Linked DNA regions of Homo sapiens: region 2 is linked to region 1. Evidence: chromatin loops called from intact Hi-C (ENCODE). Cell type or tissue: GM12878. All regions are shown on one strand. Links, peaks and the distances in the headings refer to the core of each region. The heading gives the core; the rest is flanking DNA. Region 1 has its middle 190 kb from the start of RAD51B-AS1. Region 2 overlaps RAD51B-AS1 (RAD51B antisense RNA 1).

The links. Peaks named below come from ENCODE experiments on the same cell type or tissue, not always from the same donor. Only the 100,000 strongest peaks of a DNase experiment are listed, where the experiment ranks them.
Region 2: it touches region 1 in a loop (2.0-fold over the local background); 2 of 110 quality-filtered maps call a loop at or near these places.

Annotation. Positions count from the first base shown.
Region 1 is chr14:68,488,382-68,504,679 of GRCh38, reverse strand. It overlaps a transcript of RAD51B not described here. Among named protein-coding and RNA genes, the nearest start is that of RAD51B-AS1, 190 kb to the left of the region's middle. In GM12878, for the core only: no CTCF peak of the experiment used is centred there; a DNase peak (open chromatin) is centred at 8,759; H3K27ac peaks cover 1,212 bases.
Region 2 is chr14:68,654,697-68,670,994 of GRCh38, reverse strand. All of the region lies in intron 2 of RAD51B-AS1 (RAD51B antisense RNA 1), which reads left to right. It also overlaps a transcript of RAD51B not described here. Among named protein-coding and RNA genes, the nearest start is that of RAD51B-AS1, 23 kb to the left of the region's middle. RefSeq lists enhancers at 557-1,057, 1,058-1,558, 7,424-7,613 and a silencer at 12,783-12,911. In GM12878, for the core only: no CTCF peak of the experiment used is centred there; DNase peaks (open chromatin) are centred at 6,660 and 7,314; H3K4me3 peaks cover 913 bases; H3K27ac peaks cover 1,727 bases.

The DNA of each region.
Region 1 (16,298 bases), core at 6,408-11,407:
AAAAAAAAAAAAAAAAAGAAAGAAAAAAAAAGGATTACTCCTTTGCAATTTAAGTTTCCTTTCCCATCTCTAGCTGTCTGAGCTTCCACATCCCAGTCGCAGAGTCCACTGGGAGAGTTTCCCTCCCAAGCATCATGCATGGGCCCAGCCCAGACACATTTCTCCAGTCTTCATGATCAGAGGCACTGATTGTCTGCTGTGGCATTACCTAAAGTGAGTGGTCCAGCTCAGGCTTCGGCACCCTTGTGACTGAGCAAACTCATTGATGTACACAAATGGAAACCATGCCTAAATTAAAGAATGTGCATATGGGTGAACAAAGAGGGGATTTATATGGTGTGCAGGCCAAAGTGGAGGCCTGATTCCTTGGTTTTGCCCACCTTCTTTCCTAGACCTTCAGATCCCCCTACCCCTAAATATGTCAATGAAGTCCTTGGTTTCAGCTGCGGAGTCAGGAAATACAACTGGAGGTAGCATGGGATGCTGGCCTGGAGAGTCATTGCGCCCCGATCCAGCTCTGTACTCTGCTTGCCTTGGGGAGAATTGCTAAAGCTTCTGGTACCGGAATGTGTCCATGCCTAAAACGAAAGGTACTATTAACGTGCATCTACCGACTTCAGAAGGGGCCGTAGGGATGAAGATGTAATTAAAGCCTGTGAGCACTTCGTGCTTCTTGATGAAAGACAACACCACCACCGTGAAGTTTTATTATCTACCGACTCTGTTTTTAAAATGATTCCAATTCCTTTCTGTTTTTCCTTTTGGGGTCTGCATAAACTTTGTTAGCTATTAATTTCAAAAAAGTCCTCCTTGCACCTCAGAGCAGGATTTTATTTAGCGCCTCAGAGAATTTCTTTCCATACTGCAGACCCTCAAAGGATTCCTCTTGGTCAGGGTGGAAGAGGCCTGCGTGTGTTCAGCTGCTGAGTTCAGTTCAATTTAATAAATATTTATGGAACATCTACTAACATCTTCTTAGCCCTGAAAGGCAGGGCAGGGCTGAAACAAGTAGGAAAGGTTGTGAACTTTGGAGCCAGGCTGCCTGAGGGTTGAATTCCAGCTGACACTTCCATATGGGTCCTTGGAGAGCCTCTCGTCACCTCTCTGAATCTCTGTTTGTCACCTGGAAAATGGAGATAACCCCATTCATCTCCCAGGGTAAGGTAATAAAAAGATAGAAATCTAGTGAGTGGTGGGTAGGCGCTCAGTGAGGCCTTGCCGCCTTCTCTGTAGCATCAGCCTCTGGAGGAGGGGGAAGGGAGATGCCTCCTCCTCAGCTGTTTCTCCTCCCTGAGGCCCTCTGTCTACTCCTAAAGGCTTGTCCATCCATTTTGGAAAGAATGTCAGCCGGTTAAACCAGTGCTTCTGAAATGTTCTCATGTCAATTTCTCCCATGCTCCTGGGCGGCTCATTTCCTCCACACACACCCTCCTCCACCAAAATACCTCCAAGGCCTCCCCATCATTACGCCCTCCACCCTCCCTCCAAATCCATTCCCAAGGAGGAGAGAAGAGCTTTCCTATTCTTTTGAGAGAGCACACAGTGGAAGTGGCTTTGCTTTGTTGTCTCCACTTCAGAAAAGATCAAACTGCAGGCTCCATGAAGTGTCAGTCCTCCAAAGGAGCTTCAGGTCAGAGGGAGGAGGGGTGAGGCCAGGCAGGGTAGGCTGAGGCTGTCCCAGAGGGACCAGTCCAGGCAGAACCAACACAGCCTTCCAAGATGCCCTCGCAGGGGCCCACATCACCCTGGATCTAGCCTGAAAGATGCCCCCTAGAATGTTCCCTGGCAGATATGGCTGTCCTGTCTGAGAGAACCACGATAAAGGAGTCCACACAGGATCCTGTCCTTTTCTAAATGAGGATTCTTGTCTCCCAGGTTCCCAGGGAGGACAGCGGATGCAAGGGAGCCCTTGAATAGGCACCGCAGAGGCCAACACACTTTAAATTAAGCTTCCGATGCTTAGAAGGGGCCACAGCTTCCCACAAATCCCCTGGTGCATGCAGCTTTGAGGCAGTGTTCAGTCCGTCTGTTCTTTTAGAAGTGCGCCTTGGAAGCCAGGAGTTATTTGTTTCCGAAAGGTAGGCACTCATCAGGTGGGTGGTCTTTGCATTTTTTGTGTGCTTTGATTCCCTCCCTTTTCTTTTCAGGACTATTGAGGGGTTTATTTTTCCCTCTCCCAGCAGTGCTTGGGGGTTTGGCTGCAATGTGCATCTGTGTTGGGTTTTCCCACAGGGCCCTGCAAAGGCAGCCCTGTTGCCTTCAGAAAGTCCCGGGCGGCCCGTGGGGGGAGTCGGAACTGCAGCTGTGCGCCCCCCTCCCTTCTGCAGCAGGCTTTGATCAGTTTTCGTAGGGGCTGAGTGCAGCCTGACCTCCCATCTCCAGCGTCTCTCAGGTGGAAAGTTCTGTTCAGCCTGTCTGTGGCTTCAAAGGCTCTCCCTCCTTCAGGCTGGGATGAGACTGATAATGGTTCTCATTCTGTTGTCGTGTGATCTCCCAGCAGCCCCCATCTTTCCATTGACAGGCTTTTACTTATTTGGTTGGGCTGCTTTGGCCAAACTCAAACCACCTTTCTGGTTGAGGAAGCACATTGACGTCCCCTCCCATTGAGGCTCCTTTGATGGCTCAGACGTGGCCTTCCAGCCCAGATAAAGGTGACCGGGCTGTGGCAGCCAGGCACCTGGCGAATCAGCATCTGGGCATTGGGCAGGGCAGAGGACTGTGTGAGCCTGCAAGTCTGTGAAGAGGAACACTCGGCTCCGCCCTTTCTACCTTTGAAGGCTAAGGCAAGTCGCTGCTTTCTGCTCTAGTTCCTTGCAGGAATCCAGCAGTGGTGGCCGATGTCACAGCCCACCCCATGCCTGTGCCTGAACCTGGGCTGCACATAGGCAAGGCCAAAGCCCTGACATTGACAACATTTCCAAAGAACTTGAGCCATTCACTATCTTGAGAAGTGGGCACCGGGCCAGCTGAGCTTGGGCAGTTCCTGTTCTGGCCCATTATTTCCAACGGTTGTGGCCTTACAGCCTTAGTTCTCAGTCCAAGGGGTTAACATCAGCTACCTCAGCTGCTCCAGGGCCTACTTCCGGCTCCAGCCTCAAAGTGCTGCTGACCCTGTGCTTGGGCCTTCCAGCCCCCCATGGTGTGTAAAAGGACAGGGCTGGACATCTAAGGTAGCTGTCAGCGAGTTTGCACAGGGGTTGCTGCCTCACCAAAGCTCCATGGGGCCTTGGCTGCAGCTCATCACTCCTCATGATGTGGATGGGGTTAGGCTGCACGTTGCCCTTTGGTTTCCTCATATTTAAAATAAGGTGGCCAAGGGCAACAGGAGCGGTCAGGAGAGCATCCTTCTTCCTCAGTCTGATAGCATAGTCTCTTCCTTCCTTTTGATCATATTCAAAACAACTGCAATAGAACAATAAGTCTGGGAGGAGGCCAGAGGGGGATTTATTATGCTGTTGTGCTGTGGCACAGCCTTGCCTGACTTTATCTTGCACTGAGGTCTGCATGGGAGGAAATCTGCAGGCCTGTGGATTGTCTCTCTGAAGCCGAACTCCCTCCAACCTGAAATCTGGGAGGGCAGGGGAGATGCTGCCATGTTGGCCACACCCCAGCATGAACCATGGCAAGAGGGAAACCAGCCCAGATCTCCCAAAACTCTGAAAACATGACTGTGAGAGGCACAGGGACCCCAAACAGTCAGAGCCCACCTGGGTTTAGCCCTATAAGAGGGGACTCCAGAAACTGAGTTTGCCCCAGGACAGGAGATCCCCAGAGCTCTTCTTAACAGCCAGTGTCCTCTCTTCCCATTCCAGCAGGAGAGGGAGTTGTGTGGGGAGGTGCCTCTATTTGTGGCAAAGCAGGGAAAGCTCAGCAGTGGACTGTCAGCTTCTCACACCAGAGAGACCATGTGGCAGGGGGTTCTTCTCTTTTCCCAACAAGGCTGAGAGCGAAGAAAGGACCTTAGAGCCCTGGAGCTGAGAGAAAGTTGATTTGTCCCAGTTTTGACTTTATCTCCCCCTGAATGCAAATGTTTTGACATCCATCTGCTGTTAGCAGGACCCACCAGGTCATCTCAGCAACCTTCATTTCAATCAACCCATCACTCCAACCCTCACTGACAAAGAAACTCTAATGCCAGTGCTGCTAGTAAAATACATACATCAATAAATAAATCCTTTCTCATCTGACAGCTGGGTGCTACGGGCTGCTGGCCCGACCATCTCTGTGGGTCTTGAGCCTTCTGTAATACTGTGGCTTAAGCACAGGCAAACCTGGGGCCAAGGTCTGGCTCCACCAGCATTTGCCAAATGACCTTGAGCAGATTCCATTACCTCCCAGAGCCTCAGTTTCCTCATCTGTAAGATGGGGATGAGAATAGCAACCATGTAGGATTGTTTCGAGGATTAAATGGGATAATGTATGTGACATACTTAGCACATGTTAAACATTCTATAGAGTGTGGTCATTATTACTACCACTATTTCAAATAGATGTGAGGATCTGATTGAACTTCCTTGGTCCTTAGTAGTGTCCTCAGGTGAACCATGAGCTCCGATCTCTGCCATGAGAAGTTAATGTATGAGGAACGCAAGAGGGAAGAGACTCCACAGCACAACGTTTAGGAAAGTTCACCTCAGACCCCAGCAGCAAGTCCAGGGGCTGAACTCAGTTTTCTAGACGACCAGATTCTCTCTCTCTCCAGTCATTTCATCTCTCTGGGCAACCTGACTGCATTAGTTTTCTAGGGCTGCAGCAACAAAGTGTCACAAACAGAGTGGCCTAAAACCACAGAAATGTATTCTCTATAGTCCTGGCAGCCAGAAGCCCCACATCAAGGTGTCTGCAGGGCCAGGCTCCCTCTGAAGGCTCTTGGGGAGACCTCTTCCTCGCCTCTTCCAGATTCCGGTGGCTCCAGGTGTTCCTTGGCTTGGGGCTGCTTAACTCCAGTCTCTGCCTCCGTAGTCACACTGCCTCCTCCTCTTTGTGACTGTCCTCCTCTGTGTCTCTTATCAGGATGCTTGTCATTAGATTTAGGGCCCACCTGGGTAGTTCAGGATGATCTCATCTCAACATCCTTAATTACCTCTGCAAAGACCGTTTATACAAATCAGGCCATATTTACACGTTCTGGGGGTAAGGACATGGACGTATCTTTTTGGGAGCCACCATTTAACCTACTGCATCCACTAACCCTGCAAAATATCACATTGGATTATGACTAAAAAGTCAGGATAAGACCTCTCACCTGGGGTGGGTGAGGGGCTCACTCCTCTCCATGGTAACATCAGTGCTTCTTTGCTTAGTCTCAAGGAGGGGTCATGATCCACCACCTTCAAAGAAAAATCTAGCTCTTCATTCTTTACTCATTGGCAGGGAGTGAAAACAAGTTCTTTCCGCTTAGTAAGAAACATTGCATCCAATGGGGGACTCAAGTCTGTGCTGAGTCCCAGGGCTTCCTGTTCTTAGTTGGATATGTTGGGATTTCAAAACCCATTGTGCCCCTTAGGCTTACGAGTGCAAAAACTCACATGTGATGAGCCCCCTTCTGGCAAAGCCCCACCAGAAACATCATTCTCTCAGTGCTGAAACCCTTCACCTTCTCCTCTTCTTGCCAACCTCCAGAGGCCCCACACTCACTGAAAAGGGGGCACAACTCTCTTTTCTCAAAGGCCTCCTCTAGCCTTGCTCTCTGACCCCTGTTGTCTATTTCCTCCTTCAGCCCCTTATTCAACCATAGAGATCCATGTGTCATAGGAAAGACATTGCCCAGGGGTTCCCAGTCCCCTGCTGGGAAGGGCTTTCCTCCAAAATTGCTGACAGTTAAGCTACCAGACGGCAAGGGAAGACAGATTATAATACAATGCATTTTTTGTTTCTTCCAATCAAATAATACTTCTATATACATTTAGTATACGTCTCAGCTCCTTCCAGGTGGTTTTAAGAAAAAAGCCAGTGTTATGCCCTTTCCCTCTGATGAGTCTAATTGCATGGGGCTCTGGTGGTGGCCCTGCTTTGCCCTTCAAGAGCATCTATGAATAACTTTGTGTTTGTAGGTTTCTTTTTAAAGGTGTTCCTCCTATTTCTGGCTCACAGATGTTGACAAGTAGCATGTGTAGAGTTCAGTCTGCACAAATCTGGGAGCTCTGAACACTAGATCCTATATTCACAGAGTCCCCCACCACTGGAACCTGGCTAGGGGTAGGAAAGTCACCGTAACCCTACAGTCCTGTGGAAAGGGTAGAGTAGTGGGGACTAACTGGAAAGAAGTGAAAATAAGACAAAGTAGCCAGTGGAATCTCCAGTCTGCCCCTTGCTTAGCTATGGAGAGCACAGCAAGATGATGGGTGAAGTCCACTGCTTCTCTGAACCATCTTTCAACTTGTCTGCTGAGGGTCCACTTTCTCTCCTTTCTCTGCCTGCATGTTTGTGAAAAATTTGTGTCTTCACGTGGAGACTATGAGTTTTGTGTGCATGGAACAGAGCCCTCTAGAAGGGTCTTGTGCCACTTTAAAATGTGACTCCCAAAAAATCTGACCTGTGCTCATACATTGCTGATGGAAATACAAAATGATTCAGCCATGTGGAGAATAGTATTGCAGTTCTTCAAAAAGTTAAACATAGAATCACCATATGTCAAGTAAATCCACTCCTAGGTACATACCTTAAAAAATTGAAAATAGGTTTCAAATAAATACATGTGTATGCAAGTTCATAGCAGTACAATATTCACAATAGTTGAAGGGTGGAACCAGCCCAAATGACCACTGACGGATGAATGAATGAACAAAATGCAGTATATCCTGACAATGCAATATTATTCAGCCATAAAAAGAATGAAGTACTGATGCACGCTACACCATGGAGGAGACTTGAAAACATACTAGTGAAAGAAGACAGACACTATATGATTCCATTTATATGAAATATCCAGAATAGGTAAAGCCATAGCAACAAAGTAGATTGGTGGGTTTCCAGGAGCTGGGAGGAGGGGGAAATAGGAACACTTGCATAATGGTTATGGGTCTTGCTTTTGGGGTGATGAAAATATTTGGAACTAGACAGAGATGCTGGTTGCACATCATGATATCTAGTTGCCACGGAATTGTTTACTTTAAAATGGTTAATTTCATCTTATATAAATTTCACCTCCATCAAAATGAAATATTTTAGAAAGAGAAAGTTAAAAAAAAAAAACCTATGTGTTCCACGAACACAACCCAACCCTTGCTCTCATTCCCATTTCCTGTTCCCTGTGTGCCCATTGTCAGTGCCATGGTATCAAATCAGTGCCCATTGTCAGTGCCATGGTATCAAATCAGCTTATGATGCAGATTACTGTTGGGCTTGTTCTTGATCCTACTTGTGAGATACATCCTCTAGAATTCCATGACTTAAGCTGAGTCTACACAGTAGCAACCAAATGTTTTAGCAGAGAACGATGGGTGTTTCACCACAAGACTCTTTCCCAATATTTTGTTTCTGTGGCAGAAAAGCGGATTTTTCTTGGCAAGATGAACAGGTTTGCACATTTATCTGTCTCTAGGAATTTCCATAGGCTGCAAGAAGAAAAAGAACATGAGTGTCAAGATACCTAGAAAAAGATGTTGAAGGCTTGCATAAAGCCTACTGAGGCTAAAACTGTTGTTTATTGAAGTTATGGGGAAAAAAGTTCATGCCCCCATTCTGTTTGTTCCAACCTCATTTGAAGAGTTGAGAGAGAACTTGTAGTTTCGTGCTTCTAGAACAGAAAAGATTTGGAATTTCAAAGAGAAAAATGCCCATAGGGAGAACTGGGGACATGGAGATGCCCTGTGTTAACTAGGGCAGAAAGTTGTAGTCTGTTGATGGAACTGTCATTTACTCATGCACCTGAACCCTTGAAGTCATTCATGAGGGTGGAAATCAGCTTCTTCCAAGCTCCTGTTAATGTTGATATTTTGACCTCCTCCTATGAATCACGAATGTTCTTAATGGAATTCATTCATTCACTGCATATGGTCCTGCCATGCGCCAGAAGGCAATAGGCCAGGCCACTGGATGGAGAAGACCCCATCCCTGCCTTGCTGCATAAGCAGCTCAGTGAAAAAGCCAGGCAGACATACCAGGAACATCACAGCCATACGGCAAGTGCTCAGACAGAGGTATCAGGCCATGGGAGCACCAAGGAGTCACTGCATCTGGGCCCTGTCAGAGGTGGGGACAGTGGACCCCAGTGTTAAAGGAAGATGGTGACAGGAGACCAGCATTACAGGCAAGTAAGCACAGCATCCACATTGGCCCAGAGGCATGGACACAGGTGGCATATCTGGGGAACACTGCTGCAGAGAGGAGAGGAGGGAATATGGCTACAAGAGGAGAGGAGGCTGCCGGGGCAAGTTGGGGCCAGGCTGGAAAGGGTCTTACATTTGACCCATTTTTTCCGGTGACTTTTTCCTTTTTATAGGAACAACAGCCAAATATTTGTCATAAATCATTTTCCTTCATCCTGTCAGTAGCCCCCTTTTACCGATGAATACACTGAGGTTCAAAAAGGTTAAGTAATTCCAAAGAGGGATGGACACATCACCGTTTGTGCATGTTTGACACACTGTTTGTCAATGACTGAGTGGTTACTGCTGGGGGAAGGCAGGATGGAAGGATGGGACCAAAAGGACAAAGGCGGCTTTAATTGCATCAGTAACATTTCATTTCTTAAGCTGGGTTTCGGTACATGGATGCTCTTTGTGCCTTTTTGTGTGAAATTTTCATAATGACTCTTAAAGCCACTGGACTTGCGTGTTAGGGCAGCATCTTTGCTTGAAAGGAGGCAGTGTCTGAGGCTGAGGGTCCCTTGAGAACACAGGGGCAGCCCTTAATATCCAAATGCTTGATGGGTTTTTCACTGTGGTTAAGAGGTAAGTCACTATTTATTCCACCTAGTCAAGGCCTCAGAGCTGACACTTCTACAGAAAAAGCAGGACAGACAGGTTTGATTCTCCTGGTTCCCTTGAGCAGGAACTGAATGTTTCCCATCTAGGGGCATATGAGCAGAGAGGAAGGGGTCTGAGCCCCACAGTGTGTCGTCAGTTACCACTTCTACGCGCTTGGCAGCCCGTGCTTCGAGTTCCTTTTCAACTGCGTTTCCCTTCAAGTTAACACTGCTTCCTCCGCTAGAGCATCCTGCCCCTCCAGCCTAGCCCTGAGAAGGAGACCCAGCCCCCTGCCTTCCTGGCATGCAGAACTTAAAACAAGAGCTCTCTGCCATCGGACATCCTTACCATTTCCAGCTATTGAGTATAATCAGGTGTGCCAGGATCTGATTTCAAAGCCAAAAGCAAAGGGGCTCGGAGGAATCCTCTCTCGGTTGCGCCAGTGGAAGACAAAGGGGTCTGAACAAACAGGATGCACTGAGAGCTGTAGAGAGCACTCCCCAGCAAGTGGGGTGGGCAGGATGCAGGGTTGGAATAGTTGACCTGTAAGCCTGGGTGTTGGCATGTGAGGCAGTCATGCCCAGGAGAAGCAAGGCAGGGCATGAACAGATGCTGATTCATCTGACAGCCTCTCTGGATGGTTCCTGGTAGACAGTCATGCTCTTCCAGGGCCCAGGGAGTTATATAATCTCTGCCTGAATAGAAGATCCCGACTCTGGCCGTTCACCTTGCAGAGAATGCTGACATTTCTAGAAATCAGAGAAAACCCACTATGCCTTGTAGGGCAGATGAGCAGTACTCAGGAATCTACAAGCGAGTCAGAACTGATGCGCTGTGGAGCTGGAGAAGACCCACTGGTTGCACCCCAATGTCTGGGTCCTGATGGATCCATTTTTTTCTGTCCCTGTTTCTATCTCTTATCACATACTCTGCTTGCTGGGCTTGGGAACCTACATCTAGTAAACTTTCCCGATCATTAACTGGATAAAGAGTTAAAAGTCATTCCAGAGAACACGACCCTTCTTGGGAGGCTATAGTCCGAGGGAAAATTTCAGTATTTCCTTTCTCTTTCTCACTGCCCTCATTTTTATATGGCAGGAATTGGAGATGAAAACAAATGTAACAAACCCGACTTGAAGGCAAACAAAGATCATCAAAGGCAACAAGAATAGGAAGCAGCTTACAGTGGAAAGAAAGTGCCCATCTAGACTGACGCCTCACTGATGGTGAAACTTAGTGGTGCTGCCCCAGTTCACCGTCTTTCAGAGATAGCCTTGTTGGTGTTTTCAACCGGGGGTGCTTGGAGTATTGCCCACAGACACCTCTGACTGTTAGAGTGCCTCGGGGAATGCTCCTGGCATTTTCTGGATGAGGCTGCAAGTACAAATGTCCTCCAGTACACAGGATAGTCACAAAACCGAAGAACTACCCCCACCCTTTTTCTAATAGAGCAGTACTGGTGAAATTGGTCATTTTTTTTTTTTTTTTTTTGAGACGGAATCTCACTCTGTCGCCCAGGCTGGAGTGCAATGGCGTGACCTCAGCTCACTACAACCTCTGCCTCCCAGGTTCAAGGGATTCTCCTGCCTCAGTCTCCTGAGTAGCTGGGATTACAGGCATGTGCCACCATGCCCAGATAATTTTTTTTTGTATTTTTAGTAGAGACAGGGTTTCACCATGTTGGCCAGGCTGGTCTCAAACTCCTGACCTCAACTGATCCGCCTCCCTCGGCCTCCCATAGTGCTGGGATTACAGGCATGAGCCACTGCGTCCAGCCAGAATTGGTCATTTCTGACACTCAGCTGAACCTCGAGCTCCTCCAACCTGGAGCCTTTGAACATGAAACCTATAGAGAGAGTCTCTGAAAAGAATCCAATTCTAAAGGCCACTGTTGGTTCTAGATGAAATAAAAAGCACACAGAAAATGAAAACCCGCCTGACATCTATAGTTCATCAATTGCCTTTAGAGGCAACTCTTATACAAACTCCAAAATTCCCAAGAGAAATTCTAACCTGGCATAAAGCATTGGGAGATTTATGGATATGCTTTCTCCCAGGGCTAGAGTTCTGGGAACCGGAGACTCAGAGGCTGCCTCTCGGCTTCTATAAAATAGGTCTGGGACATACATTAGGTTGTTTTGTCCCCATACAGTGTAAATAGCTGACGCGTGACACTTCAGCAATGGCTAAAAAATAAAATCCGAGCTAATCGTGGGTATATGGAAAGCACAACAAATGTGCAAGTTGCAAATGATTTCTATCTATGTAAAATGGCAACATGATTGGGGCTCTTCTTTAGTATGGCCAGGGTGGAAGCTGAGTATGAGGTCCTTGGGGGAATTCTAACTACATGAAATTGAGTAACTAGGGCTGTTTTTTTCTTGGAGGGAGCAGGGAGAAACCAGCAGATACCATCCAGATTTTTCTTAAAAGGAGAGACTTGATGAATCCATCATTCTACTCATAAGCAAATGCCTTTCACAAAGAATGTGAATTCTAGTGAGATTTTGAGCACAAAGCTGCAATGTCTTTGAGAACTTGATTTATGATTCAAGATGAACTGCAGCTAACTCTGGGGTCATTCGGCCGGGGGGATGGGAAGGGCAGACCCATTAATCAAAAGGTAGCAGGGGACCCCTCCAGGTGAGCCAAATGCACAAAGGGAGGAAGTGAGTCCAGGTGGAGAAAGAGACCCCTCCCCTCATCTCCGGTGTCGCTGGGAGACAGCTCTGCTTCAGGGAAGCTCGGAGGGATGCTAATGTACATTCTCTCAAAGGATCAGAGAGGCTGCAGCTTGTCTGAGAAGAATTTAAATCCTGGCTCTGATCACGAGCTGTATGACATTAAGCAAGCTATCTAAATCTGAATCTTGGGCCCTTCCAAGATGGGGATAATGGTACTTGCCTCAGAGGGTTGTTAGGGAAATAAGCAGGCATTTACTGAGTACTTAATACATGCCAGGCTTGGTATGAGGTCCTGGAGAGACAATGGTAGAAGGGTTGACAGTTTCATGAAATCACTTCTATAGTTCACTAGGCACAGACACTGCCTATCATTTGGTAGCTGCTCAACAAATGTTACTTCCCTTCCCCTTATAATCTGTACCACTAGGCACCTGCTATGTGCAAGCTATTGTGTAGGCCCTTGGACCTGACATCAAGTAGCAATTTGTAACTTCAAAACTGGTTTCACACACAAGAACAAATGTCAGCAGTTTTTGCACTTGCTCGTAGAGAGATAGCAGGAGGGATTTTGAGCTCACAAATCCCTTCAGTTGTAGCAGCCCTTCTTTTATTGATGTTATATCCTGGACTTCTAAGAAAGATCCAACCTATTTATTGCAGGTCATTAATATACCTGACACTGCTCTAGGTGCTTAAGAAAAAAATGAATAAATCAAAGACGGCTGCCCTCCAGGGCTTATATGGTAGCAGAGAAGACACAGAATGAAGGGTAAACATTGTGAGCTATTGATTATTTATTACCTTGTATAGCGATAAGTACTTTGGGAAAATATAAGTAGAGCAGGATGGGGGTAAGCAGAGCGGGTTGCAATTTTAAGTGGGTCAGTCTCATAGAGAAGGTGATATTTTAGCAAAAACTTAAAGGTGAGGGAGTCATCCATTATGTGAGGAAAGGAGGTGAGGGAGTCAGCTATGGTACTCTGGAGAAAAGGGTTCCAGCAAGGGTTCAGAAGTGCAAAGGCTCTAAGGTGAAAGCCTGCCTGTGAGAGGGTTCAGCTAGGAGGCAGTGTGGCTGCAACAGGTGAGCAAGCGAGGAGCTGTGAGAGGCGAAGAAGCAGGTGCCGCTGGAATCGGTGGGGCTTTCTAGGCCTGTGGAAGGACTCCACTTTCACTCTGAGTGAAAAAGCGTTACTTGAGAGTTTTGAGCAGACGAATGGCATGATCTGATTTATGTCTTAAAACTGGAGAGGAGGTCATAGACTCAGGCTTAGGCCTTCCATGAAGGTTGGAAAACCAATCATTTATCTACCCTGTCATCTTCACAGGCCCCCTGGCATGAAGATTAGGCAGATTATTTCTATTCCCATTTTACAAACTGGGGAATTGGGACTCGGGAAGGCTATGGGCATTCTCTGAGGGCCCAGAGCTGGAAGGTGGTAGGCTGGGGACTGAATTCTTGCAGTGCCCCCCCACTTGGACTAAGACGGGTTTCTGGACACTAGGAGCTGTCTGCTCCACAGTGTCCATGGGCTTTCATGCATCCTTGAGGATTGTTTTGGTGTAGAGAAAAGACCAACTGGGGCTACTTTGGTTTTTGAAATTAATATTTATTACATGTTGTTACATGTTGAAAAAACTCAGTTTTCTTTTAGGCTTTAAAGTGCATCTTATAAATCTTATTACATTCTAGTTATAAATCGTAAATGGTCAGTGACAGTTTGTGGATGATGTCCTCACATTTCAAAAGATCCTTCCTTACCTTATGCCTCAATAACGAACATGATGCGTTGCACCTAGTATATCCCACATCATATATCTCAGAGTCAATCACAACAGAAAGGAGGAGGAAGGGCGGCTGCGGGCCTGGGGTTGGAGTGCAACTTGGCCAGGCACTAATCCATGACCAGGGCTGGGGCTCCAGGCCTCAGGGTCTGTGGAGTGGGCTTACTGGCAGGCACTGGCCACTGGGCAGGGTGCCTTAGGAAGGACATTGGAGAGGCATCCAAATGTAGGAAGAAAGGGAATGTTTTCCCTTTCTCTATCTCCTAGCTCCCTTTTTATCCATAACTCTGGAGAAAAATTTGTGACTACAAAGTTGTAGGCTAGTTTTGCTTCTACCATGTTAATGAGCAGAGGCTCCAGGGGCAGTTTGACAGTGTAAGGCCCCTCTGAGGAGGCCTCCCATTGCTTATCTCAGCCTTTTTCTAACTCCCCGCTCTCCCCTTGGCCTCTCCAAGGTCCATCTTTCTCTCTGCTGTCCTTCCTGCAGTGTTCCTCCCTGCCCCTCCCTTCTTTTGGCCTTGGGAGCTCTCCACCCTTCCCCTCTCAACGTTTTCCCTCCATACCCCACGCTCTTTGTTGCTGAATTCAAGGTTCTCAATACAATAAAGCTTTGATGATTTGCCCCAATTGAGAAGGAGTGTCAGCTTAAATTAATGTGGAGTCTGAATAATAGAATTTTAAAGCAAAGTTTAGTTGCTTTCATGTTGTTAAGACATCCTTTCCAGAGAGAAGAGTTAGCATTTAAATGCAGTAATAGTTGATGTTGAGAAATGGGGCAATATGTCTTAGAGAATCTTTTCAAATAATCTACCAGAAACGAATCACTTATAATTAGCATATACTTTCTTTGAATCGGAGTGTTTCTGCCTTTAAAACCTTTCAATTTTAGTGACCAACATTTTTTAAATCACTGATTTTATCAGACTTCTCTCAGATCCACAAGTTTCAACCCCTGAGTTCTTCATGGCAGAGACATTTCCACATTGAAAGTCTCTCTAGAAATTTTTAATTTTCAATGACATAAGCAATACATGAATATATTCTCTTTGCAAAAGAATTGATACTTTAAAAATAAATTAAAATCACATAAATAATAAAATCATTTCTGTTATCCCATTTATATTACTTTCTTTAAGGTGCTAACAATGTATTCTCCATAACAAACCATTCTGCACAGAAGTCCCTTCTCCAGGGTCCTATCCAAAAGGCAACCATCCACACTTGATTGGATCTTACAAGTTTAAAAAATAAGTAGAGGCTGCGGTAGTTACGGCTCTCAGCTTCCCAGTCTGTCTTTATTCTGCAATTCTCCCCACTTCTCTACCACATCTCTGCATGTTCCATTCACATATATCTGCCAGGAAAACTCACCAAGTGAAGCACATCTGCCAAATGTAATAATTAGGAAATCTAGATAAGGGCATTTGGGTGTTCATTATATTATTTTCTTTACTTTTCTGAATGTTGAAATTTATCATAATTGAAAAAAGAAAGAAAAAGAAAAACTCACCAAATTCTAAGAACAACAAAACAGCAAATGACCCTGAGAAGAATAAAGGACTGGTTCTAGTTACTGCTATTTTCCTCTTCCTACAGAGTCCCAGCCCTGCACTGGGAAAGGCTGTGCCTCATCTGTGGGAATAGGAACATAGAAATGCCTGGTGTATTTCTTAGCAATGTGTCTACTTTTTCAAGCTCTTTCACAGTTGTTCTTTTACTTGCACAACAAGCCTTTAGGGGGTAAAAAAGGCAAGTGGGTTTCCCCCATTTTACAGAAATGGTATTATTGGAAACCAAGAGATTTCATGATACTAGCTAATAATACCAGCTCACAGTTACTGCTTTCTTACTAGGCAGCAGGCATTGTTCTAGGTACTTACATGCATTAAATAATTTTAACCTTATAATAACTCTAAGAATTATATGCATAATTGCCTGAGATCACAAAGCTAGTAAGTGGTGGATTGCAGTATGAACCCAGGCAGTCTACTCATGAGCCTAAACTCACAAGCATCTATATCTTCATGTGATAACATTACAGATGCCTTTCTAGCATCCCAAGAGTTGAAATCTGGCAGCCTCCAGGGTGCATTCGGACTACAAGAGCATTCATTTGGCTTATACAATATTTTATAATTTTTGAATTTCAAGATTTAAAGAAAAATTTAATAAAAAAAAAAAAAGTTAGCCAGGCGTGGTGGCGTGCGCCTGTAATCCCAGCTACTTGGGAGGCTGAGGCAGGAGAATTGCTTGAACCTGGGAGGTGGAGGTTGTGGTGAGCTGAGATTGCGCCATTGCACTCCGCCTTGGGCAACAAGAGTGAAACTCCATCTCAAAAAATAAATAAATAAAATAAAAATAGTGAAAAAATTTATCTGAAAACCCAGATTTCTGGCTTCCCTTGTAAAATCCGACATTCTGGCAACATGAGGTCAGCATCCCACAAGATAACAATTGTCTAGAGCTGAGACTGTGAAAGAGAAATTTTTCATGACAGTTGTTAAAGACTTTAAGTAAGACATTATTCAAGAAGGAACACTGCAATGGGGTTTTGCAGCCTTGGAGAGAGATGGGCTCAACTCCGAATACAACAAGGAAAAGTGATAATGTGTAGCCAAAGAGCAGGGTGGATGTCAGTGGATGAAAAATTACTAAGAAGAAACACCAAGGCTAGGGGGATTCCCGCTAAACTGACATGGCAGGATTCTTACTGAAGGCAGGCAAGGGTGATAGGGTATTAAGGGTGGGGGCTGAGGAATTTGATTAGGTACTGAGGGTGATCAAATACAAAGGGTGGGGAATTTTCACTCAATTGACTTAGCAGGATTCTTGCTAAAACTGGACTAAGCAAGCCAAGGACAGAGCCCAAGGTTGGGGCCTAGTCAGAAAGAGGACTCAGAGGAGCCTGACTCAAGTTTGGTCA
Region 2 (16,298 bases), core at 5,174-10,173, 170 kb before region 1:
GGCATCAGGGTGCAATCTGGTCATCACAGAAGAGACCCTTATCCTTGGAGGGTCTGTGAGCCCACAAACAGCTGTTTGGCTTGGCTCGCCTTGGCTAGTAGCATTTCCAGCAGAGATGAGCAGGAGATGGATGGGTGGTGGAGAGCTGGCAGTGATAAGAAAGAAAGGGTCTTTGGTACTGAAATGAGATATTTGTGTCTCTATCTTCAAATGGACAAGTTCTGGCCTTCGACCACTTTGCTGGCAAACTTAAGTTTTTCCATTGTTGCCTGAAGCACTCCAGTGGAAGATGAGAGTGGATGGACCTGCCAGGGCTGCTCTCCACATGAGAGGAGGATTAAAAGTAGCAAGTGGCCAGGAGGGCAAGGGCTGTGCAATGAGACAGAGGATGTGAGGGGTCAGGATGTGAGAGGAAAAGCCATTGCTGGGCATGGCTGGGGACTGGAGGCTCCCAGGGATGGGAACTATGGCAGCAGTTCTGGGCTTTTTCCACATCTGTCACCCTGGCCTAGTGCCCTCTCCTTGGATTCATGAGACCAAGAAGCAAATGTAAGGGAGGAAGGACTTTTCAGCAGAAATGCCCATAAAGAAAGACTTAGTCCCACCAGCTGAACTGCAGAGGGGTGGGCCGGGGGGCACTTGCCACTCTTCCCTGACTCCTAACCATGACTTTCTCACTCAAAAACCATCCATCTGTCCACTGTTCCACCAAGCCCCGGAGCCCCATGCTGATTTCCTTTTGGAAGAGCCCCAGCTCCCAGGGTGACCTCAGCAACAGCAGGGCCCACGGACGGTTCCAATCCCAAACTTCCCGTCACAAGGAAGGGTCGGCCTGGTCTGTGGAAGTTACAATAACATAGTGGCTGTTTATGAGCAAGAGCCCTCAATAAAGTCATCGGGACGGTTCTCTCGGCAGCGTGTCTAATCTTCTCTGGCTGCCATTCTGGGCGCTTGGCTCCTGATCTATTTTGGTCTCTCTCTTCTTTGACTCATTCTGGGACTTCCGTGCCATTAATCTGAGCCCCCCACCAGGGCCTGGTCCCACCAGCAGGCAGACAATTCAGAATTAGCTGCAGTCATGGTTGTCCAAACTGACAGGCAGGGAAACTGAGGCACAGCAGGTCGCAGGTCCTTGTCTCATCTCCCACAGTGACCCGGCAGCACAGCTGCCAGCAAGGCCCAGGGTTCTGGCTGGGGCTTTAGCTCTGGAGTTGTTACAGAAGGCCAGGGGCCATGTGAAATTTCACAAAGCTCTTACTGGGCCCCACTTGGTTACAAATCCCAGGGCTCTGCTACAAATGTGATTGTGATGGGAATGCAATGGGGGTGGGGAGTGTGTGTGTGTGTGTGTGTGTGTGTGTGTGTGTAAGTGGCGGGTTTGATAGTGTGTTTGAAAGCCTTGCATGCCTGGAATTTGACAAGCACGGAATAAAGACCAGAAAACCCAAAATAATGGGGAAGAAAGAACAAAGAGTCTTCCCAAAGCCATGGTTCAAGCTGTGGGCAAATGTCTTCCTGTTTCTCATCCAAAAGTCCCTGCCCCTAGGCCCAAGGGGCTGGCTGGGCTGGTTTGGCCAGTCCAGGGCCATTCTGCAGCCTCAGGCCTCTCTAGATGTGGCCTACGTGCTCTGGAGAGGGAAGCAGGGGAGGCAGGGAGGCAGTTAGGGCTTTAGACACTTTCTAGGTGCCTCAGGGGGCCTACATATTTCCTATGTAAAGTTCAGTCTGTTTGCAATTAGACTTCTCTTCTTTGCTTATTTCCGGAGGGATTATAAATAGTGAAATCAGCTTAATTTGGCTCTCTCTGAGATCAAGAGGCCACTGTTTCCAACAGTCTGAAAATACCAAGCAGTCCCACCCACATCCATGGGTCATGCCACGTGGCAGGCCTGGTAGGCTCTCCGTGATGAAGGAACTTTAAGTTGCATGAGTTTTCAACAGGTAAGACTCTTTCTGGACTCTAGCAAAGATATCGTCTTTTCAACTTCAACTAAAATAGAAAGAATCCAGCACTGTTTAGGTCTTGAAATCCTCTTTCTTTCCTTAATGAGCTCAAAGCTGTAAAAGGTCTTTCGGGAAAACCCATCTTGGTTCAATTACTTTACCAGTTTTAGACTTTTCTTGGGGATTTGGGCACAGAGAAGATCCTGAGCTGCTTCAGACATGCAGATGCTGCCCCTGACTTGTCACCTTCAGCACAGCAGGTGTCTGAGGTCATTTAACCAGCGATTGGGAGAGATGTCACGGATCAGCGTGCCTGGGGGTGCAGGAGAACAGCCCGCCATCTGTGAGATGACTCGGGCGGCAGAGGGGAGCCATGGATCATAATTCCTTTATGCTCTACCTTAGTCAGAATGGGAATGGCTACTGCTGTAGTGACAAATAGATCCCCATGTCTCAATGGTTATGCCACCTGAAATGTGGCTTCAAGATTGCTGCCATCACAGACAGAGCTGGAGGGCTGCTGTGATGCTTTTAAAGACAAGCCTTGAAAGTGGCTGACATGACTCTGTCCACATCCGTTTGGCCAGGATCTAGTCATATGGCCTCCACCTAACGGCAGGGGAGGCCGGGAAGTGGAGTGGAATGCGTGGTTTTCGATGAGCAGGTATCATCTGGGGCTTTGACCTGGAGTCATCAGCCACAGGCCCTGAAGCCTAATGAAGGTCCTCAGACAAAACTCTCATGAGGCTGTGGACAGAGTGGTGCTGAGGACTGACAGAACTTGCTGATTTGCCATCCCACCATCCCCTGCTGGCACAGATGCCCCCAGGAATGTGGCTGCTTCGAGGAAGTATCCTGGAGGGTGACCCCAGGGTTGATGTCAAGATGGAGCCTTTAGCAGGTAACTGGGGAGAAGAAAAATGAGCACCTGGGTATTCATTGAAGCAGATATTTCCCAGACCCTCAGCAGCCAGGGGTGAGGCCCTTTCATGGACAGCACAAGGATTGGTAATCACTTGTTTCCCAGCAGACCCAGGCCAGGGAAGTGCTTCTTTACATCTGCCTCAGATGAGGATCTCCCACAGGCCTCACAACGGGGAAAATGCTTTCTCCTGCTGGAGTTACCTTACTGAAGGCTGATCTGCCTTCAGTTAGGTCTGTGGATACATCCTTAGTTTTTGGGGATCCACGGGGCAGGGTGTAAGTGTTTTTCTGGCATGGTAGCTGGGAGGAGAATTCCTCAAACAGTGAAAAGTAAACCAATGGAGATATAATAAATAAGAGCTGACTTACATACTTTAACCACAACAGAAATAGTAAAGCATTCTGTCCAGACTGAATTGAGCAATCATCATTAATTTTCTTCCATCTGGGAACTAACAGAGCTTTGTCAAGGGTTCATTATTTGCAGTGTCTACCTTAGTGTTGGCCTGGGAATCCAAAGCTGAACCCTCACTAATATATGGAGGAGCATGGGGGAATATTGGCTCCAGCTGGATGTAATGGTTAATTTTATGTGTCAACTTGGCTAGGCTATGGTGCCCAGCTATTTGGTCAAATACTTGTCTAGATGTTTCTGTGAAGGTAGTTTTTATATTTGATTTACAATAAAGTCAACATTTACAACCAGCTGACTTTAAGCAAAGCAGAGAAACTGCCAAAATAGGTGTGGACTTCATTAATCAGTTGAAGGCCTGAAGAGCAAAGGCTGAGGTTTCCTGAAGAAGAAGGAATTCTGCCTCCAGACTGCAACAGAAATTCTGCCTGAGTTTCAGAAATTCTGTCTGAGTTTCCAGCCTTTGGACTCAAGGCTGAAGCATCAACTCTTACTTGCTCTCCAGTCCACCTAACTTCCTGCAAAATTTCAGATTTGCCACCTCCCTCCACCGCCGTCACATACGTCAATTCCCTTAAATCCATCTCTCTCCATCTCGTCTATAGCTACATCTCTCTAGATACATCTACATTAGTCAGAATGTGAAAGGTTATGCTGCTGTGGCAAATAAACCCCTGCATCTCAGTGGTTATGTCACCTGAAACACGTGACTTCAGGATTGCTGTCATCAGGGAAGAGAGAGCTGGAGGGTTGCTGAGTTGCTTTAAAAGGCCAACCCTGAAAGAGGCAGACATCACTTCTGTCCACATCTACATATGTATATCCATATCTAATCTATCTCTATATATAGAGGGAGATCCTGTTGGTTCTGTTTCTCTGGAGAACCTTTATAATACACTGGGGGAAAAGCAGATTAAATTAGAGAAAGTAATTTCATGATGAGTAAATATTTTTATTATTTCATAGGAAAAGGGAGTAAATAATAGGGAAATAGAAATTGTGATGATATAAATAAGGGAGTTTCACTATAGCAGTAATACTTATTACTATGTTAAGCATACCAAGAGGGGTGTAACAAAAACGAAACTCAATAGAAATGGTCTGGTTGTTTAATAATTTCATTTCCAAAGACATGATGCTTGCTGATGGAACTTCCTGCCTGGGGTTCACCCTCTTCCTGTCTGAGGACCTCCCAGTACTGCTCTCCTCACATTTAAGTATGTGATATGCCTCTGTCTGTGCCCCTGAGCAATAGATTGTGCTTGCAAAGTACAGATCTATTGCTGGCCCTGTCTCCTTTCTCTTAGTTCCATTTACACTTAGGAATGTATTTTTAAACAATAGCTGTAAACTACGGCTCTTTGGTTGCCAGGGACAGAAAGTCATCTCAAACTGCTTTAGCAAAGGGGAAATCCAATGGCCCATGCAACAAAAAGATCCAGAATTAGGGCCAGCATCAGATATAAATTGATTCAGGGATAAAATAATGTGTTATCAGGACTTGGGTACTCTCCATCTCTCAGCTCTCCTCTCTGCTATGCTGGCTTCAGAGTCAGGTTTCATGTGACAGAAAAATCTCTCAGCTCTACTCTCTGCTATGCTGGCTTCAGAGTCAGGTTTCATGTGACAGAAAAATGACAGCAATTCCAGCTCTATACCTCTCAGATTTCAGGTTCAAGGGGGAAAGAGTGAGTCCCCTTCCCAGAAGTCCTAGGGAAGACCTTAAGGTATCTCATTGGCTCTGATTGATCAGATGTCCATTCCTAAACCAATCACTATGCCCAAGAGAATCTAATGCTCTGATTGGCTTAGGCCTGGGTCCTGTGCTTCACCCTGAGTTGGGGGTAAAGTTGGCTGCACTGAAATCTCATGGACTGAGAGCAGGGCATGGTGTGGGATTCCCCAAGAAACAGGGGCATGGGTACCAGAAGAGAGTGGACGGGTGCTGATGGAGTAAGGTCACTTAAATAAGAAAGCTTAAACATTCATAATCTAGCCATTCGTGGAAAAGCACCTCTAGGGGCAGTACCAATGTGAAGTTTTCATCATTCTTTTGGCTGCCCCATGATCCCTTTCCATATGTGTTTGGTATAATCACCACTGCCAGGGCCATACAGTCCTATTAGTAAAGCGTCTTCCCTTGAGTTCTTCTCCTGACACCAGCTCTAATACCAGTGTCTTCCCTCCAGAGCCTGATTATAGACACAGTTTGGGATGGGTTGGGGGAAGTATATTTCTGATAAAGTGATGTTTCCACTTCACACATATGACTAATAGGGAACTTGGCCAGGAATAACTTTTTATACAGTTTTGGAAACCCTGGCCTAAACCATAAATCATAAGATGAAGCTCGATCCTTGTCTTTTAACTTAAAACTCAATATCCTGCCTGAAGGGCAGAGCAACAGAGGAGCCTGAGATAGAGTACCCAATGGCGTCATCCCACTGGGATAGCCCCCAGGCCTGTGACGAGGTCACCTTCCCATGGCATTGCCCTCCGGGGCCAGGCAGAAAGCCTGAGCTTGGCCCCTCACTCCATTCTCCTTGCTGTCTTGCCAACAAAAGCCTTAAAAGTCATGGAAACATCTCTGGTTTTCTAAGTCAAGAGATTCCAACAACAGAGGTCAAAGAGTCACATGGGAGTATGTGAAAGGGCAGATATATCTGGGCAGGAAGATGCTTACCCTTGGTGCATTATGTGAGTAGGGGAAGAAAGGGGCTGAAAGGACAGAAGGAACATGGCAGGGCTTAGGGCTCTCAGGAGAGAGAAATAGGAGTGGGGCACATTGGCAGAAGAGGCTGAGAAGAGGAGTTTCTCTCCCTGGTTGAGAATCCAGGGCATTTTTGTCATGGATTTCCATTAGGAGTCACATCCAGAAAACTGCCAAGCTTCTGACCCAGGAGATAGAGGATAAGAGGGCACAAGATGGCCCAGAGGATGAGTGGACACATTGATAGTTGAGTGGTAAAGGCTCAGGAGTAAGGATTGGGGTTGGAGCAGCAAATAAGCACATATGAACCCAATGTGATCAAATGCTAGCATGACAGAGTAGGTGGGAGATTCACTGGCAGCAAATAGGTATCCCGGGGTGAGGAAAGAGGGAATTGTGCTCTCTTTTCCAGCAGGGAGAGCTGTATTCCTCCATCTTGGCAGAAATTCCAGCTTTCACAGGGCCCAGATCTTTGGGGAAACTTGTTTTGCCCTATATCAGCTAAAAATAGTCGGGTGAAATGCGACTGACCAGAGAACCTTTAACCTCTTTCAGATTTAGCTTTTGGACAAAGTTAAGAGACTCTCTTCTGAGCTTATTTTGGTAAGAATATCATTGTGGGCGGGGGTGGATGTGGTGGGGAGAAGCTCTGTAAGGGCAGAGGTTAAAAGGTGCCACATTTTCTTAGTTTGAATCAGTAGGAATCATCCTTGGTGGTTGGGGGACTCTAAGATTATGTAGAAAAGAGATAGGGGAAAGGTGTCAGAAAGAATGTAACTACAGCCTCCTAGAGTAGTCTTTGCTAAAAAATTATGTTGACAATAAGTGATAGAATTGACTGCCTCTCTAGCTAATAAAATAACAGCAACAACAATGCTTATTTTTTCTTACTCCTGTTTGGGCAGGATTTGGGCAGATTACCTGAGGTCCAAATTCCCTGGTGGACATAAACAGGAAAACCTTGAAGCTTATTGCTAGCGTATTCTAGCACCAAAGCAATACCCTCAATGGTTAGAGTCTGTCTTAATAATAATCAGAATAACACATTTATCAAGTGCTTATAATGCACCTGATGCTAAATTTAATGTTTCACAAATATAATCACATAAAATCCTGACAAAGAATTTGTGAGAGGGGACTACTGCTCCCATTTTACAGAAGAGAAAGCAGAGGCTCAGAGAAGTTCAGTAACTATAGCTGGAAAGCGGTGGAAATCAAGTTCAATCCTGGTTAGTTAGACCACAAATTCCGTGCCTTTAACTCTTATGCTATTCTCACCAACACCTACACTCCCTCCCACGTCTAGCACTGTTAGGCCTAAGTCTTTAGGCAATGACTCAAAATATGAGTGTATTGGTCAGCGTTCTGGCAGGAGACAGACGGCACACTCAAATGGGGTAATTGAGCAGAATTTAGAAATGTCACTACTTACAAGTTATGCGTAAAGCTAAAGGAAGCTAACAAGGAAAGATGAAGCCCTCCAGGGCTAGCAGCGGGGGGAGCCTGAAGGGTAAAGGGGGCGAAGTGAAAGAGAAAGTATCTGGAGGAGAGAGCCATTCATCAGGGGCTATGGCCTTAGATACAGGGGCAGTGGAGAGACACAGCCAAGCAAGGGCCCATTACAGTAGAACCAGGAGGATAAATAAATATCTTGACCTTGTCCCACCCATCTCTCTCTCTCTCTCTCTCTCTCTTTGTTTTTGAGATGGAGTCTCACTCTGTCACCCAGGCTGGAGCACAGTGGCTAGATCTCAACTCACTGCAACCTCAACCCTGCTGGTTTCAAGCAACTCTCCTGCCTCAGCCTCCTGAGTAGCTGGGATTATAGGTGCGCACCACCACGCCTAGCTAATTTTTTGTATTTTTAGTAGAGATAGAATTTCACCATGTTGGCCAGGCTGGTCTCAAACTCCGGACCTCAGGTGATCCACCCACCTTGGCTTCCCACAGTGCTGGGATTACAGGGGTGACCCACCACGCCTGGCCCCACCCTCCTGTCTCTTGCTGGTGCCTCCCACTGGCAGAACCCAACTGAAGCCAGAGGGCAAGGGTGCCCAGTAATGCGGTCCACAAGGTCAGCTTCCTGGGGTACAGAGCAGTGGGGAGGAGGATGGGGTGGCTGTGGAGGGGCAAATGGAGATGCCCAGCATAATGAATTAACACGTACAGCTGTCTGAAGGCTTCTGCTTTGAACTCAGGGTTAATTTCTCTCATCTACAAGGAAAGGGATGGCTTATGAAGGCTTAGGAAAGAAAGTGATGATCGTTAGGAATCAGCATGGATTTACCAAGAAAAAAGATGACTACTCACTGTACTTTTTTGGAGGGAGGAGACAGGATTCCTAAGTTGGTAGCACATGGCATTGTGGTAGGCAGCAGAGCAGACAGCTCATGGCTCTCTTGAGAACAAGGAGGGCTGGAGACAGTGTCACTGGGACAGCTGGGGATGTGCTGAGTGGCCCTAAAGCTGCTAACAAACAGATGGATGTCAGCCTGCTGGGTGGTTCCATCCGTGTCCCAGAATCTCCCATGACCGTTCTGTTTCAACAGTTCTATTAGAGACTAGGAAGAACTTTCAGAGGCAGCTGACATCTTGGATAACAGAATTAGAATCTCCTAAGATCCCAAAACAGTTTGGATTCATGGTGGCTGAATGTAACAAGATGAAATATAATAGGATTAATGTACATCTGGAACCTTGGGGCTAAACAAATGGAATTTTATACATGCCCGGGATGGGGCAGGTGTGAAAGACTCAGGGGTGTGTGTTGACTGTAAAGTCGACGTGAATCAACCTGAACAGTTACCAAGAAAATTGGTGTCATCTTAGGTGACATTAACTGAAGAAGAGTGTTGAAGATGAGGGAGGTATTTCTCCTGCTGGCCTCTTTACTGGTCTGTCCCACTTGGAATGCCACTGCACTGCTTTTAAAGGAGAAGCAAAATGCAATGGATCGCATTTGCTGACAGCCATGGGGATGGGGGAGGGGACTGAGAGTGTGTCACACGAGAATGTGTGAAGGAAAAGCAGAAGAGATAAATAAGAGAGCTGGCAAATAAAAGAGAGGTTCTCAAGTGTCTGGAAGGTAGTCATGTTGAAGAGCCTTGTTGGTGGAGGACAGAAAGAGAGTACAAAGACCACTGGGTGATGGCTAACTGGGCCAGCCTAGAGCACAACCTGCTGGCAGTCAGAGTGGGACGTGAGGTGGTGAGTTGGCTTCCCTTAGAGATGTTCGCACCCAGGGCTGTTGGAGAAGAGACCTCTACCGGGCATGAAAAGGAGGGCGTGTTGTCTCAAAGGATCTCTGTTGAATTCCAATGCCTGGCCACATGAATATGTTTGCATGCCACGCCCCCTTCATGCTAACACTTCCTTGGGCATACCAACCCATGATGGAGTGCATCCGCTCATAGTTTTCAAACTTTGGAGCATCCAGCATTCTCCTTTAAGTGACCTTTGGGAATCTATGGAGATGCAGATTTCCCCAGCATCACAGAAGGAACCAGGGCTTTGGGGTCTGGCAGATCTGGGATTGAATTTCCCCCGGGCCACTTCTGGCTGTAAGATCTCAAACAAGTCACATTTGGCATCATCAACCCCTGGTGCAGACCCCTGGCAGGCACCAGGGATTCCAGCGCGTGCAGCAACAGCAACAGACATGGTTCCTGCCCTCAGGAGGCTTACTGCTCTGGTCTGTCTCCTGTTCTGTAAAGCGGGAATAATTTCTCCTGTTCTGCAGTGTGTTTGTGGAATATGTGGGAATCTCAGAGTTGGTTCCCTTTCCGTTCCTTTCCTTGCAAGGAGCACAAAACTATAGTCATTCACGGGAAACCACGGATACTCAGAAACCCTCAAGGGCCCTTGTGTGAAATCTGTCCCCCTCTTTCCTTTCAAAAAGGTTGCTGACATCAGGCCTGCCTGTCACTGCTTCCTAAATGGCTGGCCTTCCTCTGTGGCTGCAGCTCCGCTCAAGCCACCCATTCACTGACTTTCCCCTGAAGGCTCTAGGGGACTTTCCCCTGGAGACACTATACGCGATTTGGTGACATGTTGATGGCAGATGTGGGACAGCCACTCTTTCTTAGCAAGCAGGACTCCCTCATTTTGGTGGTCCTGGGTTTTGATCCTGCAGAGTTCTCAATGTTTTGGCTGGGTGAGAAGTCGGCCAGTTTCAGAATTCACTTATCAGCTGGAAACAAGTGGCTCTTCCTACCCATCTTTCAAGGTTCAGCCCAAACACCGCCCCCTCTGGGAGCATTGCCTAGTTTCTCCCCTTCCCCTAAACATTCTGTGCCGCATAACCAAGGACTGTCAAGGACTGGTCTCATTTCCTGTGTGTTCCCACTTTACAGAACAGGAGACAGATCAGAACAGTAGCTCCCTGAGGGCAGGAGCAGTGTCTGTTGCCGCATGCTCTGGAACCCCGTGTCTGCCCAGGCTCTGCACCAGGAGCTGATTCGGTCTCCCAACTACAGTGTAAATCCTCAAGGGCAAGACCAGGTCCTCTGATTCTCTGAATCCATCAGAATGTTTAGCTCCATTTTGGGGAGATAGTAGATGCCCAATAAAAGCTTGCTATTGGATTCTTATCCAAGCTTCTCACAAATCCCTTTTTAAAGTGAAGAGCAGAAAGACTAAGCATTTATTCATTCAACCAGCATATTTTGCAAAAATCTCAAATCCACGATTCACAAACTAAAAGCTACTCAGCAGCACGTCTCACGTGTCCAGCCCGGTATTTTTCTGCTTTTTGTTTTTAATTAGTGCAAATATTTTTAAAAACAGGATACTTTATACAGAACTCTGGATTTCTAGGCTGTCTTAAATACCCAGCTGAAACTGAGTGGTGGTGCCCCCTTTAGATGGGCCAGCCTTCTTCAAGTCAGGGCAGTGCTCACCTGGCTTTGCTCCTGTGGGTTACTGCCAGCCCCCATTGGCATTTGAGTTCGTAATCCATGGCTTATTCGTTTAAAAGCTACTGACATCAATAGGAATCTCACAGAACAGTGAACTCAGAGACACCTGATTTCCTTGGTTTATTTCTTGACCCACTGTAGGAGGTGCCAACCCCCACCAGCTCAAGATTCTTTCCCCCGCATGCACCCTAATGCCCATTGCAGGTGTCAGCATCTCTTGTCAGTCCTACTGATGCCTCCATTGGCAGCAGGCTGAGCGTCCTTGCCCCAGAACTTTTGGGGAGTGCTAAGGTGGGCAGGTGTGTTCCCTGGCAGGGCATGGCTCCAGATTGGGCCCATAGGGCCCCAGCAGCTGCCGTCCATGTGTCGCTTCCCAGGCAGAGGGAGGGCGTCTGGGGAGACCACCCACTCAAGGGCTGGGCTGCCTCTCCAGAATCTCCTTTCAAAGACACCCTGGGAAGCGACCCTTGGCTTGCCCCGGTGCAGTGTCCTGAGGTTGCCCAGGCTCTCAGGGCAGTCGGGACCCTCCCAAGGTCCTGTTTCCTGCCCTCTGCAGGCCCAGATTTCAAAGCTGTCAATTCACTCCTCCTTTCCCTCCTACCCGCCTCCCGCCCTCTTCTCCTCCCCAACATTCTTTGCTTCTTGTTTATATTGCAGAAAACATCTGCGAGAGTAAATGACTGAGATGAAAGATCTTGGCAAAGGGCTATTTTTCTTTGCTTGGCTTAAAGGGGGACAGATGAAGACTTTAGCCTCATCCTCGCCTTCCCCAGCGTGACTCCCTCCCCCAGCTTCCAGAGAGGAGAGAAATGGGATCTGAATGAAGACAGACCAGAAGGTGGCCCAGCCGGCCCCAGGGCCTCACGTCCCCAGGCAGGGGAGATTGTTTTTCCTGTGGAACAGGCTGGCCTGGAGGAAAAGGCTCCGTGGGTGGAGAGGAGGGGTGCAGATTAGCATGCTTCTGCAGGGCTTTCCCCCAGCGCTGTCCACTCTCTGCCCTCCCTCCAGGCCACACGGTCACCCTTGCCAGCAGCAGACCTTTGTCTTGGGCTTGGTGGCATGTTATGGAGGAGAGACCATCCCGCCAGCCTTTCCTCCCTCCCGCCCCTCTCTCCTGAGTGGTTGTGCTGTGCAGGGAGTGACATCCTGGGCTGTACAGCCTCTCTCTTACTCCAGGGAGCTGTGTGGCTTTAGACAAGTTAATAACTTCTTGGGTCCTCAGTTTCTCCCTTTGTAAACTGGGGATAAATATACCTGCTTCACAGAGTTGTAGTGAGGATGAAATGATGTAACAATGCATGCTCCACACAAAATCAGGCACTTAATAAATGGTGATGACAATGGTGTTGATGATCAGGAGGACGAGGATGATGATGATCTGGTGGGGTGTGGGGCAGAAGGCAGGGAGAACCCTGAGGCAGAGTCTCTAGGTGACTTTCTGTAGGTGACTGAACCTCCATGTTTCCCTCTGTGGATGGAGTGTAGTTCATTCCGTCCTATTCCTTGTAGAGGGATTGTGAAGTAGGGCTGAGTGATTACACTTGGTGCAGATGAGATGAAGGGGTGATGGGGAAACCAAGCTTCACTATCCTTGGCACTATGACGGCTGTTTTCCTCTGTGACTCTTGGCTGCCCTGGCACTTGCCAGCTCTCCTGCCTGGCCATTGTCACCAGGGGGCACGGGCCAGTGGCCCTCATCATCTGAATGAGCCCCTGTTGCCATGCACCATGAGGACAGGTCTGTCAGTGCTGCCCAGGGCTGAGTGTCCTGAGCCCCAGATTCTCGGTCCGGGCAGCCCCCACTGACATGGCACTGGTAGCACCAAGGTTTCCAGGGTGGCTGGCTCAGAGGCTCCCACAGAGCAAGGCCAGGGACGTGGCTGTCCTCAGAGAGCAGCTGGGGAGCTCTCCCCACCCCATCTCACCTGCCAACCCAGCCCAGAGCTCCCTCTTTTTCATGGTCCCTGGTGCTCCTGTCGGAGTTGTGCAGTGGCGATGCGCTTCTTGGCAAGGGCAGGGCCAGATCTTAGGAAGACCTCAGTGCCTGGGCCAAGGCAAGGAGCTGTCACTCAGGCAAATAATGAGCAGATTTTTACCAGGTGGGACAGGTAAGTTCTGATTCAGGTGTAGGAGGAAGAAAGTCAGCTCATGGGCAGCAGCTTAGGAGGAAAACAGCTGGCAGCTGAGCTCCAGGGCAGGAGATGTCCTCTTATCCCATCTTTGTCCAGCCTGGGTCCACCAGGCTCACCAAATGAATCTAGGGATGTCTGTTTATGAAGCATGAAGCTGATGAGCACAGAGCAGAAGGTCCAAGCCTGACAACCTGTCCTGGCACTTCTGGACCTGCTCTGTCAAATCCTCCACACACTAAGGAGAAACAACCTTTTCCTGCCTGCAGGCTTCCTTCAGTACACACATAGGAAGAAAAAGCCTGGATCAATCTAGCCCTCCTAGACACAGATGCCTGAAGCCACCAGACTGATCTCTGCAGGGGCCGAGGCAGCAGTCCTAATAGATGGACTATCAGCTCCTATGAGCTGGACCCTGGGCCTTGGCCCCCCACCAGGCTCACTTAGTATATTATTCAGCTCTACATTTAATGATGGGGAGGCTGGTGCAGTGGCTCACACCTGTAATCCCAGCACTTTGGGAAGCCAAGGTGGGAGGATTACTTGAAGCCTGGAGGTCGAGACCAGTCTGGGCAATATAGCGAGATCCTGTCTTTACAAAAAAATTTTGTTAAATGACGGGGAAACTGAGTCTCAAGAGGTCAAGCAGCATGCCCTAGCCATGAAGTGCTAAGTTTCAGCTGCAGCGTCAGGATTTGAACCTAGATCTCTGTGGCTCCAAAGCCTCAGCATTCCCCCCACCGCGAGACCTACAATGTCCAATATGGATATCACTAGCCACATGTGGCTATTTAAACTTAGGTAAAGGTTCTGTTTCTCAGTCACACCAGCTCCATCTCAGTGCTCAATAGTCACATATGGCTAGTGGCTGTCCTACTGGACAGTGCAACTCTAGAACATTCCATCTTTGTAGAAACTTCTATGTAGAAAGTCAAAGGCAGCACTATGACTAGGTTGTACTGAGGCTCTTTCCTGTTTTAACCAGGCTGCTTAAACCCTTTTATTCAGCTGCAAACTCATCTAGTCTCTGACATACACCCTGTCCTCTCTCCCTGTCTATCCTCAAAGAGAGGGTGGTAGTTCTTGATCCCGCATAGTGAATGGGAACAGTGTGGAGCAGAGGGGACAAGTGACCCATGGGGGCTGGGAGCCAGGAGCTCAGCCCGGTCCTCTCTGCCATGCTGCACCTTCCTTGCTGTGTCTGTGAAAAATTGGGGCCTGGCTGGTCCTCTCAGGGGTGGGGGACCTGGGGGCCTAACTCAGTCACCCGCCCAGGCAGGCCCAAAGGTCACACTGCCGGCCTGCGGTCGCCTTTTCAATTATAGGACCCTGAGAGCGAGCTCTGGGCCAGAGCGCAGGAGAAAGGGGCTCTGTGTGGGAGTCCCGGAGCTGCTCTGCACCCCTCACAGAGGCCAGCTCTGTGTAGTACTGCCCAGAGAGGCTGGGAGGGGTGGCAATCTCTGGCAGCACACAGCAGCCTCCCTGTTCTGATACAGGCTCCTGCATGTTAGGCCTCAGTCCTCAGTTACCCCATTGAGAAAAGGGGGAGAAGAATCTGAGAGCTGGACAAAGGTTTTATATTTTGGGATTCTGTGCACAAATCTTACTTGAGTTTCTCAGCTGCCCTAGGAGGTAGGCAGGATACCTATAGTCATCTCTGTGGGTGGGCTGAGATGACCAGGCTCAAGAGAACCCTGCCCCAGATTGTCCAGCTAGATGGCAGCAGAGGAGGAGGCTGCCTGCTGCCAGGTGAGCAGGGTCCAGGCTTTTCAAAGTCACTGACAGTGCTCAAATCTGGTTTTGCCCAGCCCGAGCCCCTTGTACATGGTGCTGTCAATGCCTGCCATTCCTGTGGGTTCTCCTGGCTCCTGCAGGACAGGGACTGTGTTCTGCTCCTTGCTAAAAGCCAGCACCTGGACCATGCCTGGCTCTTAGAAGGCCCTCAGCAGATATCAGATGGATGGATGAATGGCTGTGGTTGAATGTGGGCAGAATGCTTGGGACAGCAGTGTCACCTGGTTCCTGTCTGCTGTGAGGCAGTTACTTGTCTCAGAGAAAATAGGGAGATGGTAGAGGCTGGGAAATTATAGTCTCGATTTCCTCCTTAGCCAGCCACTAGCAACAGAGAGAAAAGACCCCGCCGATCTGTAAGATGGAAGCTGGTGTTCCTCACGTCCCACCTCTTAGGGCCGGTTTCCAGCTCCTCCCTGCCCTCTTGGCCATGGCTGCTGGAAGCCAGAGGCCCACTCTGGGGGCTGACTTCCGAGATGTATGCCAGAGTGCCCCGCGGGTGGGCGTCCCTGGCAGGCCCTGGCTGTGCAGAGGCTGTAACTGGAGCAAGAGCTGTGTGTCAGAGGGTACACGGCTGCACAAGAAGACCTCAGCCAGGATGAACTAAATCTGCCCATCTCCCCCACACGCCTGCCCTCTCCCCCGACCTGAGCAGGTTTGCAATTCATCCGCCGTCCTCAGATGCTGTTCCTGCTATCAGATGATGAAAATGGAGATTCATCTTGAAGAAAGAAAGAAGTAGCTCGCTTCCCCCACACCCCGTCTATTTGAGCCCCTCCCCTCCCCCATCACCATGTGTTCCTGAAACCTGGGGCTGTTCCAAGTCCTAAATGTGCTGGAAAGTATAACCCTGAGCAGCTGTGAACCTGCTCAGGCTGCCGTGGCCCGGGGTGAATCAGAAACCAAGAGATAGGCTAGCTAACAATGCAGCCCCTTGTTCCTGCATTGAGAGAGAGAGAGATCACCATCAGCACCGGGCTCCTGAGAGTGGGGGCAGCTAGCTGGCGCACACACATACACACACACACACACACACACTCACCATTTGCCTCCTGGCACAACCCACTCACCTAGCCCACCCAGTGTAGGTGTGCTGGGGAAAGGTGTTACATAGCAGGCCTGAGACCATCATGACTGCCTGGTGGGGCCAGCCTCTCTCTAAGGTGTCTCCATCCCAGCCTCCTACTCCCTCCTTTCACTCTAACTTACCTGGGAAGGCAGGGGGGGAGGGAGCTGGAGGGGAGGGCTTGCATGAAGCCAAATGGAGTGGGATTGTCTTGAGGTTTTCCATTGGGCTGGGGAGCATGAACGGCAGTGGGATGCACAGCCAAAGCGGGTTCTTGGAGCCTGAGAGGGTTTGGGAAAGCCTGTTTACAGGAACCAGACACCCTGAAAAAAATAACTTGCAGGCAAGTTTTGAAGCAGGCCTGGTCATGGAGCTGGCAGCCACTCAAGGCCGCGGTAGAGTTGGG